4 separate regions of the Homo sapiens genome follow, and all the other regions are linked to region 2. The links are chromatin contacts, found by Hi-C or POLR2A ChIA-PET in ENCODE. All regions are on one chromosome and are shown on one strand. The core of a region is the stretch at or near the end of the contact, and the rest is flanking DNA. Distances in the headings are between cores, read along the strand shown.

Region 1 (2,700 bases), core at 157-2,656, 830 kb before region 2:
TTACCTGTTCACCATTGTATCCCAAGCGTCTAGAATAATAGCTGACACACATCAAGTGCACAAAAATGGAACTGATGAGATCAAGGAAGAGAATGTATGCAAGATGAAAAAAAGCAAATAAAAGATACTTGGGAAGAAGAAGACTTGGAGGCAATTTTTTTATTTTAAAGAGAGTGCAACAATATGGAAATCACCAGTTGGAAAAGATTTGAGGGATAGAAAGAGGGAACTAAATGGAAGAGCTGGGTTCCTTAGCGATCACATGAACACACACGATGTTAAAAAAAAAAAAAAAAAAAAAAAGGCAGCATGAGGTCGGGCGCGGTGGCTCACACCTGTAATCGCAGCACTCTGGGAGGCCGAGGCGGGGGATCACCTGATGTCAGGAATTCCAGACCAGCCTGGCCAACATGGACAAACCCCGTGTCTACTAAAAATACGAAAATCAGCCGGGCGTGGTAGCGCACGCCTGTAATCCCAGTTACTAGGGAGAATGAGGCAGGATAATTGCTTGAACCCAGGAGACGGAGGTTGCAGTGAGCCCAGATCGCGCCACTGCACTCCAGCCTGGCAGACAGACCGAGACTCCATCTCAAAAAAAAAAAAAAAAAAGGCAGCATGAGCTTAATGCGGGAAGTACAATTTAACCTAAGGAACAGAAAACAAGAATCTCATATCTCAACTAGTAAAAATAATGACAGTGTTCCTTTAGACTTACAGAACAGACTTGGGGAAAGGGAGTAACTTTAGAACCTTCTGGGGTCTTTCACTTTAAAATGACCGTTGCCGAGTTTAGAGCTCTCTCAGCATTCAATCTATTCCATCTCTGGGGTTAGAGAGGGAGCAGGAAGCGGTGGTCTGCAAGGCTCAGAAGTGACTGGTGAGGCCCTTTCCTCCTCCTCCTCATCTCTCCGTGACTACCGAGCCCGGGAAGACGGACCGGCAGGTGCACTCCCCAAGGCCTCGACAGCAGCCAGAGAAAGGCAGCGACAGGGAAAGACGAGTCAGGCTCGCGACCACCAGAGAGAGAGGCCCTCACGCCCAGCCGAGCGTCAGCTGGTCGGTCCGGTCCGCGCGCCAGACGGCGGTGCTCGGCCGTGCCCGGTCCCTGCCCTCCCCATTCTCCGCTCCCCACCGCGCCCAGCTGCGCCGACGCCCCCGTCCGCCCCCACACCACCCCTGCCTTCACGTCCTACCTGCCGGCAGGCGGACTCAGCCCGTGCCCAACTGCTCGTCGGACCCCGTTGTCTGGGGAGCCCTACTCTTTCCGCGGCTCCCGGCCGGGACCCTCCACCCGGCGGCTGGCGGCTCGTGACCCCGCCCCCTCGGCCCGCTCTGGGCCCGCCTCCCGCCGGCTGGCTCCACCCACAATAGCGTCCCTAGCGCGATGGCGTATCGGCGCAGGCGCACTCTGCCGGCAACGCCGAGGCGCTTCTGCATCTGTGGGCCGAGGTGTGTGGCGAGCGTCCGAGCGGCTGGGGAAAGTGGGGTGTGGGAACACTGAGGGGTCCCAAAGAAAGGGGAGAGGAAGAGAAAAGCCCCAGAAGCCTGTCCACCGGGTGCTGGGGGCACAGGGCGGTGTCCCCCACTCTCTCCGGGCCCTTCCTGGCGGGGCCGCACGGCAGTCCCCCCCTCGTTTAATCGTGGGTTTCCTGTGGGGCTAGGGCTCGCCCTGCGCCCAGGTGTAAGTGGAAGTTAATTAAATGGGCGTACGCTGAGTGGTTTGTTTCCAGCCTAGGTCCGCACGGGACGTGATTTATTTAGTGAAGGGGCACAAGATCTGGAGATCTGGCTTGTACTTTTTTCCTTTGGCCAGGAACTACGGCTTAATCTCTTCCTTTGGTCTCCTCATATGTAAAATGAGGTGGCTGAGGCCGGGCGCGGTGGCTCACGCCTGCAATCCCAGCACATTGGGAGGCCGAGGCGGGCAAATCACTTGAGGCCAGGAGTTCGAGACCAGCCTGGCCAACATGGTGAAACCCCGTCTCCACTAAAAATACAATAAATTGGCCTGGCGCGGTGGCTCACACCTGTTGTCCCAGCACTTTGGGAGGCCGAGGTAGGTGGATCATTTGAGATCAGGAGTTCGAGACCAGCCTGGCCAACATGGTGAAACCCTGCCTCTACTAAAAATACAAAATTTGGCCTGGCGTGGTGGCGGGCGCCTGTAGTCCCCGCTGCTTGGGAGGCTGAGGCAGGAGAATCGCTTGAGCCCGGGAGGCAGAGGTTGCAGTGAGCCGACATCACGACACTGCGCTCCAGCCTGGGCGACAGAGTGAGACTCTGTCTCGAAGTGTATATATACATATATATATATTATATATGTATTTTATATATAATATATATTTATTTTATATATAATATATAATATGTATATTATGTATATTATATATAATACGTATATTATATATAATACATATATATAATATGTATATTATATATTATATATAATATTATATTGTATATTATATATTATATATAATATATTGTATATTATATATATTATATATTATATATATTATATTGTATATTATATATAATATATTGTATATTATATAATATATTGTATATTATATATAATATACAGTATATTATATATAATATACTGTATATTATATATAATATATTGTATATTATATATAATATATTGTATATTACATATATTGTATATTACATATAATATATTGTATATTACATATA
Region 2 (2,700 bases), core at 15-2,514:
ACTTTGGGAGGCCGAGGCGGGCGGATCACTTGAGGCCAAGAGTTTGAGACCAGCCTGGCCAACGTGGCAAAACCCTGTCTCTACTAAAAATACAAAGATTAGCCGGGGGTGGTGGAGGGCGCCTCTAGTCCCAGCTACTTGGGAGGCTGAGGCAGGAGAATCGTTTGATCGGGGAGGAGTGGGGGAGGGGGGCGGAGGTTGCAGTGAGCGGAGATCGCGTCATTGCAGTCCAGCCTGGGCGACAAGAGCGAAACTCCGTCTCAAAACAACAACAGCAACCACCACCACCACCACCACCACCACCACAAAAAACCAATCTGTGGTCCTGCATGGAAGAATAATCTTACTCCTGCTCAAAGCCTGCCGAAGAGATTTACTCGGCTCCCATTTTGGATATGCTACTGTTGGATATCTTTGCACCGCGGTCTCCTCATCTGCATAATGGAGTTATAAAATCAACTTCACAGCACTGTGGATTAACTAAGAAAACGTATTTGAATGCCCCCCGTAAGGTGCTCAGCACGTAGTTGGCCCTCAATACACACTGGTACAATTCAAACTTTGTGAAATGAGCCAATTCGTGTACATGTTAAGGACCACGGCAGCAACTCATATCACTAAAAGTTAACTGATGCCCAACCCATGCCCCTTCCTGCTTCACTCCTCCACACCACGGGAGATTCCTTAGGGCAGAACTTTTATTTCGGCAGAGTGCAGCCAAGGGAAGACAGCATAAGCAGCTTTTTTGCCAGGGCGAAGGGGCCAGACCCCGGCCTGGGGATGGGGTGCAAGTATGGACCACACAGGGGCTGGCTTGGTCACTCACGGCTGCGTCAGGCTGTCCCGGTAACGGCTGCGCTGGCAGGGCAGTGCTCGGGGCCGGCTGGTGTAGGTGTAGGTGCTCGGGGCCCGAGAGGTGCGATCAGTCAGCGCTGAGGCCATGTCCGGGGGCTGACTGCCTCGCTTTCGGTGGAGCTTGGCTTTGAAGCAGGTGGGCGCTAAGGTGTTGTGGGACCCGGAGAGATGTAAGTAGTGCCAAGGGCAAGGATTCCGCGACGCGAGGAGAGGCGACAACAAGGGAGGCGGGCGGGACGGGAGGTTACCAGCGCAGGAGGTGGGAGCTATACTGGGCTCGCTCCCAGCACCACAGAGACCAGCTGCGGGGGCCGCATCGGTTGCCCAGCAACCCAGGGTTCTGTCTGGGGGCGGGAACTCCGGGCAGTTCCGGTCCCCAGGTTTCCCGGGAAGGACTGCGGCACAAGGGACTTCCGGCTCTTGACTCCGCCCAGCCGCGCCACCCAGGTAGGTGCGCCTGCGCTTTGCGAGGTTCCTGGCTAGGGAGGCGGCCTTGGCTGGCTTGACCGTCATCCTTGAGGCCTGCGGGGCAACGGTGGCTGTCCTTGGCCCGGCTTTGGAATGTGGCTTTGCAGGGCTGGTGTTGGCGCCATTCTCGCAGGCCCACGTGCTCCTGCTCTTCCAGGGTGTCCTCGGCTGTTTCTCCTGCCGCGGCGCAGCAGCGCTCCCAGGCTGCCCCCGCGATAACACGCCCCTGGCAGCCAGGCTCCCAGCTCTGTTACGTGCCCGGGCGGGGAAGAGCTTCCTGGTGTCTCCCGGCTCCTGCCCTTCTCCCGCCCCAGGGGCGGGCTGCCGCCGCCCTCTGCAGCTGAGTCAGTGCAGTTCCTCACCTACCTTCTCTGCTCACCGCTGTGTGCTAGCAATCGGAGGACCCTTGGCACACGGAGCGACAGGGGCCTCCCCCACAGACACCTCATTTTGGGAAAGAAGTGAGCAATTTATTGAGTCTTAAAAAATACAAAGGCATAGTTCCCCTTAATCTATCAGGCTTCCAGCTCTAAAGAATGTCTCTAGTATTGCGGGGTGGGGCTGCGCTTAAAAACGCAGACGCTTTGGTTTTAGTACCAGCAACGTTAAAAATCTTCTATCTTGTATGAGTGAATGTGTATCCCTTGTGATCAGTTATTTGCATTTGCAGTTACACCTTCATTCAGCTAATTGCTGTCTTGATTTGAATCCAGGTTCTAGAATGTACTAGCTCCGAAACCTCAGGCAAGTTAAATGTTTTTGTGCTTCATTTTCCTAATCCACAAAGTGGCAATAGAAGAATTTATCTCTTTAGGTTTTGTCTTGAGGATTAAAACCGTTAATACTTAGAGCTGTGCCTGGTAAATGGCAAGCCTTTATATTAAGATCTGGACCGTTCTGTGCTTTGAAGTGTATGACCTAAAGCAGATGTAGGCATTCTATAAGTAACACTAGCATAAAGGTGTATGGTAAATTCTAGAGGTGAAAACACTCCCAACATATTTTAGGTCTGATCATTTAATTTTGAGGTAATTTCTGAAAGGGCTAGAGGAGAAAGTGACATTTAAGTTGTGTTTGATAAATGATAGTATTTTAACTGGCCAGCCTCTTGGGGGAAGTGCATTCGGAATGGCTTGATCAAAGGCTCAAGAAGCCCAAGGTGCATTTGGAAAACTGTAAGCAAGGTTTGTGTAGATGAGTTGTAGAAATATATATAGACAGGCTGACACCACATCGTGGAAACAGTAAACACTAGCATATTAATTAGAATATTTTTTCCCTCAAGTAACAAAAAACCAATTCCAAGTGGCTGAAATAATAAGGAATTCATTATTTTACACTCCCCAGGTTGGTTAACCTGGAGGGTAACTTGGGGGC
Region 3 (2,700 bases), core at 111-2,610, 790 kb after region 2:
CCGTATTTCCCAAATCTACAAATCTGTGTTAATTATTTAAAAACCACCTACTAAGAGTGTAAATGGGGCCAGACACTGTGGCTCACAGGTGTAATCCCAACACTGCGAGGCCGAGGCAGGAGGATCGCTTGATGCCAGGAGTTTGAGACCCCTTTGGGCAACATAGCGAAACCCATTTCTACAAAAAATAAAAACAAAGCCGGATGCGGCGGCGCGGACCTGTGCTTGGAGAATGCAGTGAGCTATGATGGCACTCTCGTCTGGGCGACAGGTGGGACCCTGTCCCTAAACAAAGCGAGCCTATTTGGCACAGCTTTGATGCGGGGTGGAATCTGATGGCGGGGAAAAAAAAAAAAAGTAATAACCACCAATTTCATGCTCTGCCACTTCGTACAGCTATACCAGCCTTTTCCTTCAGATTCTGCAAGTTTTTTGCTCATTAAAACTCTCTTTATCTGTGAGGAGAGAAATCGGTAGTCAACGGGGAAGGTGGTGACTTTCAGATTTGTTTACGAAAAAAATTAGGAATCTATCAAGAAACAGTAAGCTCTGTAGGTATCCAAAGGCCTGACAGCAAACGCTCTGCTAAGTTAGCGCTGCCGTCTCCTGGGGTCAATGCACTCGAGTGGCGTTTCCTGGGCTAACTCTACTGTAAGAAGCTGTCAACCCGGATACGGCTGGACGCCGGACGCCCGACCTCGACTGCAGCTGCGGGCGGACAGGGCACCGGGCTCATCCGAGGGCGCGCGGATGGACCTACTCTTTTTCTGGTAAATGGTCCTAAAATAAAACCTGGCGTTTAACATGGACACTCAGGGGGTCGCCCTGAAACAAAAGGGGGTGCGAGGCGTGGCCCGCACGTGCGAGCCCGGGAGGCCCGCTTTCCCGCGGAGGGCGCGTTTCCAACGCCGCCCCGGACACCACATCCACGCGTTGCCGGTCTCAAAACCCTGCCGCGCGCGGCGGGGCTCCTCCTCGCTGTGGGAAAAGTGGGGCCACAGCGCCCTGCCCCAGAGAACGGCGGGTGGGCTGGGTCCGGCTGCGGGGCCCCGAGGCCCTTTCTGCGGAGGTAAAGGAGAGAAACGAGGGCAGCCGGGGTCCGGTCGCGGTGGGACTCGGCCCTCCCCGGCCGCAAACCCGACCCAGGCCCGGCCCGCCCTTACCGTTTTGGGAGCGGATCGTTTCCCCAGTGCTGCGGTCACCGAACACGGACAAAGGCCCCTCCATCTTGACGGCAGCGATACACGTCGAATTCTGCTTACACCGCGGGCAACCAGTATCGCGGCCCCTCGGCCGACCGGCGACCACAGCAGTGGCTGCGACGGCGTGGAGCGTACCCGAGCGATGTCCCAGGAGCTACTGGGTAACACACCACCCCACCCGCTTCCCGGCTGCCCCGGCCCGGCCGCGGGGCACGGCGGGAAGGAAAAAGAGGCAGGGACAACAGGGAGAGAAACAGGACTGTGACGGAAGTGAGGCTCCGGGGAAGGGGCGGGGTCGGCATTTTTGTCCAATTAGATAGCCGATGGGAAGGGCGCGAAAGCGGAGAACGGAAGTCGGATGTTGGACCGCTGGGAAGAGGTTGAACCTTCGCCTCAAACGATGTTGCGCAGACGCAGTGGGCCATTCTAGTGCCTTCTAGAAAAGGTTGTAAGAAGGGTGGAGCTTGGAGCTGGGGTGTAACTGGAGGGGCGGGCCCTTCTCCAAGTTAGAGTTGGGGTTCTGAGCGAGTCGTGCGTTTTAGGTTTAGTGTCTTTTCCTTGTCCCTGCTCGGGGAGCGTGAGGCAGATCGGCCGGCTTTGCTCCAGGCCTCAGGAGTGTAAGTTTAAGGGCGCGAACCTGGGTGGGACGGGGCAGTTTTTCCAGCGGGCCATACGGGAAAATTTTTGGTTCGAGGAAGACAACCACCCTTTTTAAGGAGAAAACTGCATCTTGCCCTGCCTTATTCCTACGCGGTGCCCAGGTGGGGTGTGTGTGGACCAGTCGATGACCGCCCAAGCTCTCCGAGTAGAAAACCCAAACATGGTTTTGTGGGGTGTGTGCCTTTGACCCCGGACTTAAGCAACAAGCGTGGTCTTGGGCGTAGCTACGAGGTGGTTGGTGGGCTCCAGGGCCTGCGTGCCCCTCGACGTGAGCGATGATTGGCGATGAAGGATAACAGATCGCCTTCTCGGCCACTCAGTGGCAGGGGACTTGCTACTTCCGGGTCGGTGGCGTCTGGCGTGGAGAGTTTGGGGATCTACAGCAGCCAAAGGCTTGTCCCTGACTTTATATGGCTGCTCCTGGCGAGCGACTGAGTCGTCCGTGAGGAAAAAGAGGCGAGGCTTTTCCGAGATCGTCTCAGCGATGGCGCTTCGGTCGCGGTTTTGGGGGTTGTTCTCGGTTTGCAGGAACCCTGGTAATTAGTCTTGCCCCCCTTCTCCCAGCTCACTCGCCTGGGCTTGCACAGTACATTGGAACGTGCGGGTTCTATTTTGTATTCGACGTGCCGGATCGAAATAGAGCTCGCGGCACTGCGAAGACCACAGTAGGAAGTTAAGGACGGGGTCAGTGCTGACTCCACCCTGTGGGCATACGTATTTTTCGTCCCCTCGGGCCTAAAGATTGGGGGTGTAAAAGCGGATAGACGTTAGAGCGGGTTCGTGCGCTGTCCATATCCGTCATTTTTAAGCCCTGTGCGGTTTTTCCCGTTGCCCAGGG
Region 4 (2,700 bases), core at 24-2,523, 760 kb before region 2:
AGATCACGCCACTGCACTCCAGCCTGGGCACCATTGAGCACTGAGTGAACGAGACTCCGTCTGCAATCCCGGCACCTCGGGAGGCCAAGGCTGGCGGATCACTCGCGGTTAGGGGCTGGAGACCGCCCGGCCAATACAGCGAAACCCCGTCTCCACCAAAACCAGTCAGGCGTGAAATTGTTTTTTTTTTGAGATGGTGTCTCGCTCTGTCACCCAGGCTGGAGTGCAGTGGCGTGACCTTGGCTCACCGCAACCTCTGCGTCTCTGGTTCAAGCGATTCTTCTGCCTCAGCCTCCCGAGTAGCCGGGACTACAGGCACGCACCATCACGCCCAGCTAATTTTTGTATTTTTAGTAGAGACGGGGTTTTACCGTATTGGCCAGGCTGGTCTCGAACTCCTGACCTTGTGATCTGCCTGCCTCCGCCTCCCAAAGTGCTGGGATTACAGGCATGAGCCACCGCGCCAGGCCAGCTTTGTTAAATTCTATAGCTTGTAGTTGTTTCTTGGAAAGCTTAAACTCTACTCTTTCCGCATTGGTTAATTTCACTTTCTTCTTGGAGTCAAAGACATTTTGGTCCTTGTTAATGGTAATGATGTTATTTGCAATTACATCTAGTAACCCTACATCCGTTGGTTTTAGTAGTAGTATTTGATTGTAAAGTTGCAGAGCCTCCTCTGTTTGACCCTGAAGCTGCAGAATATAGGCCATCTGACCATAAGTGATGGCCAGTCCTGCCTGTGGGTCTTCCTCAGTCTCATCAGTGTCTTCTGATAATGAATGGTGGCAAAGACCTTCAGCTTTTTGTAGGATGTTCATGGCCTGGTTCAGCTGGCCGTGGTCTATCAGTGCACATGCAGTGTTTAGCACAGCTCATGTGTGCCTTCTTGGAAGCCCAGGCTCTCTGGAGCCACTTTTTCCCAATTGCTTTGAGCTGCAACAACTGCTGAAGGGTTTGTTTTCCTCTCCTCATCATAAGCATCGTGGGAGTTTCGGACGAGATCTCTTTATGCCACTAAGCATTCATCATAGTGTTCCAAACGGTGTAACACTTATCCATAAAGCTCCTTCAGTTTGTCTGTCTGCCGGTTGGTACTTTCTACTGTCTTCAAGACATTCTCAATTCTGTTGAGCCTGTACTCGCAATATGCCTTTTCAAAGGAGAGAGAGTTATTGGCTAACAGTTTGGTGCAAGTATTGATGACATTCAAGGCTTCTCTGAAACTTCCTTTCTGGATAAGGCATATCACTTTACAATGCAGGCCAGTTACATCATCTTTGTGGATCTGCAGTATCTTATTGACAGGCTTGAGAGCACACAGGAAGTTGCTGTTCTGGCCGTACCGGTTCACTTCACTCCACACAGCACAGGCACTGAAACTCCACCCTGCTGCTCACTGTCGCCCAGGCTGGAGTGCAGTGGCGCAATCTTGGCTCACTGCAACCTTCGCCTCCCGGGTTCAAGTGATTCTCCTTGCCCCAGCTTCCCAAGTAGCTGGGATTACAGGTGCCCACCACAACACCCGGCTAATTTTTTTGTTGTTTTTAGTAGAGACAGGGTTTCACTATGTTGGCTAGGCTGGTCTCGAACTCCTGACTTCGTGATCCGCCCGCCTCGGCCTCCCAAAGTGCTGGGATTGCAGACGTGAGCCACCGCACCCGGCCTATCATGGAAATTTTAAAACATTGCTAACAGTGGAGACTGGTGTAATAAAGCACTGTATCTTGCCCAGCTTTGGCAATTTTAAAACGTTACCAGTTTTGTTTGAGCAATACCTCTCACGTCCCTCCACTTGGATTATTTTAAAGCAAATCAAGCTGTCATATAATTTTGTCTGTAAATATTTTAGTACATGTCTCCAAAAGAAAAAGACCCCTTAAAATAATTACAATACTATTATCTTACCTTAAAAATTTTTTCTTAGTATCATCAGATATCCAATCAATACTCCTTGACTGCAGTATATATTTGTGTGTATGTATGTGTGTGTATGGGCGTGTACGTGTGTGTGTGTGTGTTTATATCATATCATATATATATATATGATTGTTTGAATTAAGATGCAAATAAGGTCCATACATTGCAGTTGGATGGTTTAAAGTCTCTTTTAACCTATAGGTTCTCTATCTTTTTTTTTCTTTGCAACTCTTTATTGAAGAAACTGAATTTTATTCTTTGCATCCTTGTAATGTAAAATATGTTATTTTATTTCTTGTGTTTCCTGTACATTGGTAGTTCATTGTAGAGGCTAAATCAAAAGAATCCAATTTTATTTTTTTGTGAGGGCAGGATTATTTTCATCAGGAAGTCTTCTTTCTTTCTTTTTGTGATACTAGCAACCATTCTTGAATGTTAACTTGGTCTATGAGTTCAGGAGGGATTACAATATGGTTACATCCTGTCATTTAGTTATTAGCTGAAATAGGTGTGTGTGTGTGTGTGTGTGTGTGTGTGTGTGTGTGTGTAGAAATTCTCCTTTGTCAATTATTTGGTTACCTTGAGGTATAGAGTGTATAGGAAGGGTTTGAAAAGTGTCTGATTATTTCCCTTGATTTACCAGTTTTCAAAGTTATGATTTGGTCCCCTAGCATCCTCCAGTGGTGATGGTTGAGGGTTTTAAATTTTTTCGCATAACATTATGAACGCCTATTTTAGCATACGTGGTGTGTTTCAGTCCATTGCAGTTACTGTCCTTTCGAT

The links. Hi-C counts contacts between places; a loop is a spot of excess contacts on that map. ChIA-PET counts read pairs that join two places held with the same protein, here RNA polymerase II (POLR2A). Pooled maps may share reads with other maps.
Region 1: a pooled map shows a loop between it and region 2 (9-fold over the local background). The contact joins the promoter of GTF2H5 here to the promoter of TAGAP-AS1 in region 2. A Hi-C loop is called at or near these places in 8 of 50 pooled maps. POLR2A ChIA-PET finds 5 or more read pairs at or near these places in 3 of 52 experiments (MCF 10A, activated CD8-positive, alpha-beta memory T cell and activated naive CD4-positive, alpha-beta T cell).
Region 3: a loop to region 2 is called in a pooled map, with 15 times the contacts of the local background. The contact joins the promoter of TCP1 here to the promoter of TAGAP-AS1 in region 2. A Hi-C loop is called at or near these places in 11 of 50 pooled maps. POLR2A ChIA-PET finds 5 or more read pairs at or near these places in 3 of 52 experiments (HEK293T, HepG2 and PC-9).
Region 4: a loop to region 2 is called in a pooled map, with 2.0 times the contacts of the local background. The contact joins the enhancer-like site here to the promoter of TAGAP-AS1 in region 2. A Hi-C loop is called at or near these places in 2 of 168 maps with a recorded cell type or tissue (CD4-positive, alpha-beta T cell and CD8-positive, alpha-beta T cell) and 8 of 50 pooled maps.

What each region holds. Positions count from the first base shown.
Region 1 is chr6:158,166,944-158,169,643 of GRCh38, forward strand. It overlaps GTF2H5 (general transcription factor IIH subunit 5), which reads left to right and starts at 1,407. Exons shown (of 3, transcript NM_207118.3): 1 at 1,407-1,452. SERAC1 (serine active site containing 1) reads right to left here and starts at 1,319. Exons shown (of 17, transcript NM_032861.4): 1 at 1,197-1,319. RefSeq lists silencers at 1,117-1,186, 1,227-1,406.
Region 2 is chr6:158,998,609-159,001,308 of GRCh38, forward strand. TAGAP-AS1 (TAGAP antisense RNA 1) reads left to right here and starts at 1,265. Exons shown (of 5, transcript NR_183546.1): 1 at 1,265-1,784. RSPH3 (radial spoke head 3) reads right to left here and starts at 1,594. Exons shown (of 8, transcript NM_031924.8): 1 at 827-1,594. The coding sequence starts at 942. RefSeq lists enhancers at 337-1,308, 793-942, 963-1,012, 1,043-1,112, 1,283-1,442 and 2 more.
Region 3 is chr6:159,788,242-159,790,941 of GRCh38, forward strand. TCP1 (t-complex 1) reads right to left here and starts at 1,361. Exons shown (of 12, transcript NM_030752.3): 1 at 1,164-1,361. The coding sequence starts at 1,227. It overlaps MRPL18 (mitochondrial ribosomal protein L18), which reads left to right and starts at 2,226. Exons shown (of 4, transcript NM_014161.5): 1 at 2,226-2,398; 2 at 2,699-2,700. The coding sequence starts at 2,347. RefSeq lists enhancers at 559-1,223, 1,224-1,887, 2,144-2,323, 2,354-2,413.
Region 4 is chr6:158,241,423-158,244,122 of GRCh38, forward strand. It overlaps a transcript of TULP4 not described here and the pseudogene SRP72P2. Among named protein-coding and RNA genes, the nearest start is that of TULP4, 70 kb to the right of the region's middle. RefSeq lists enhancers at 811-920, 1,031-1,100, 1,501-1,550. Within about 2 kb of position 1,274, at least 17 of the 41 ENCODE cell types and tissues checked have a DNase peak (open chromatin) inside an H3K27ac peak, as active enhancers do.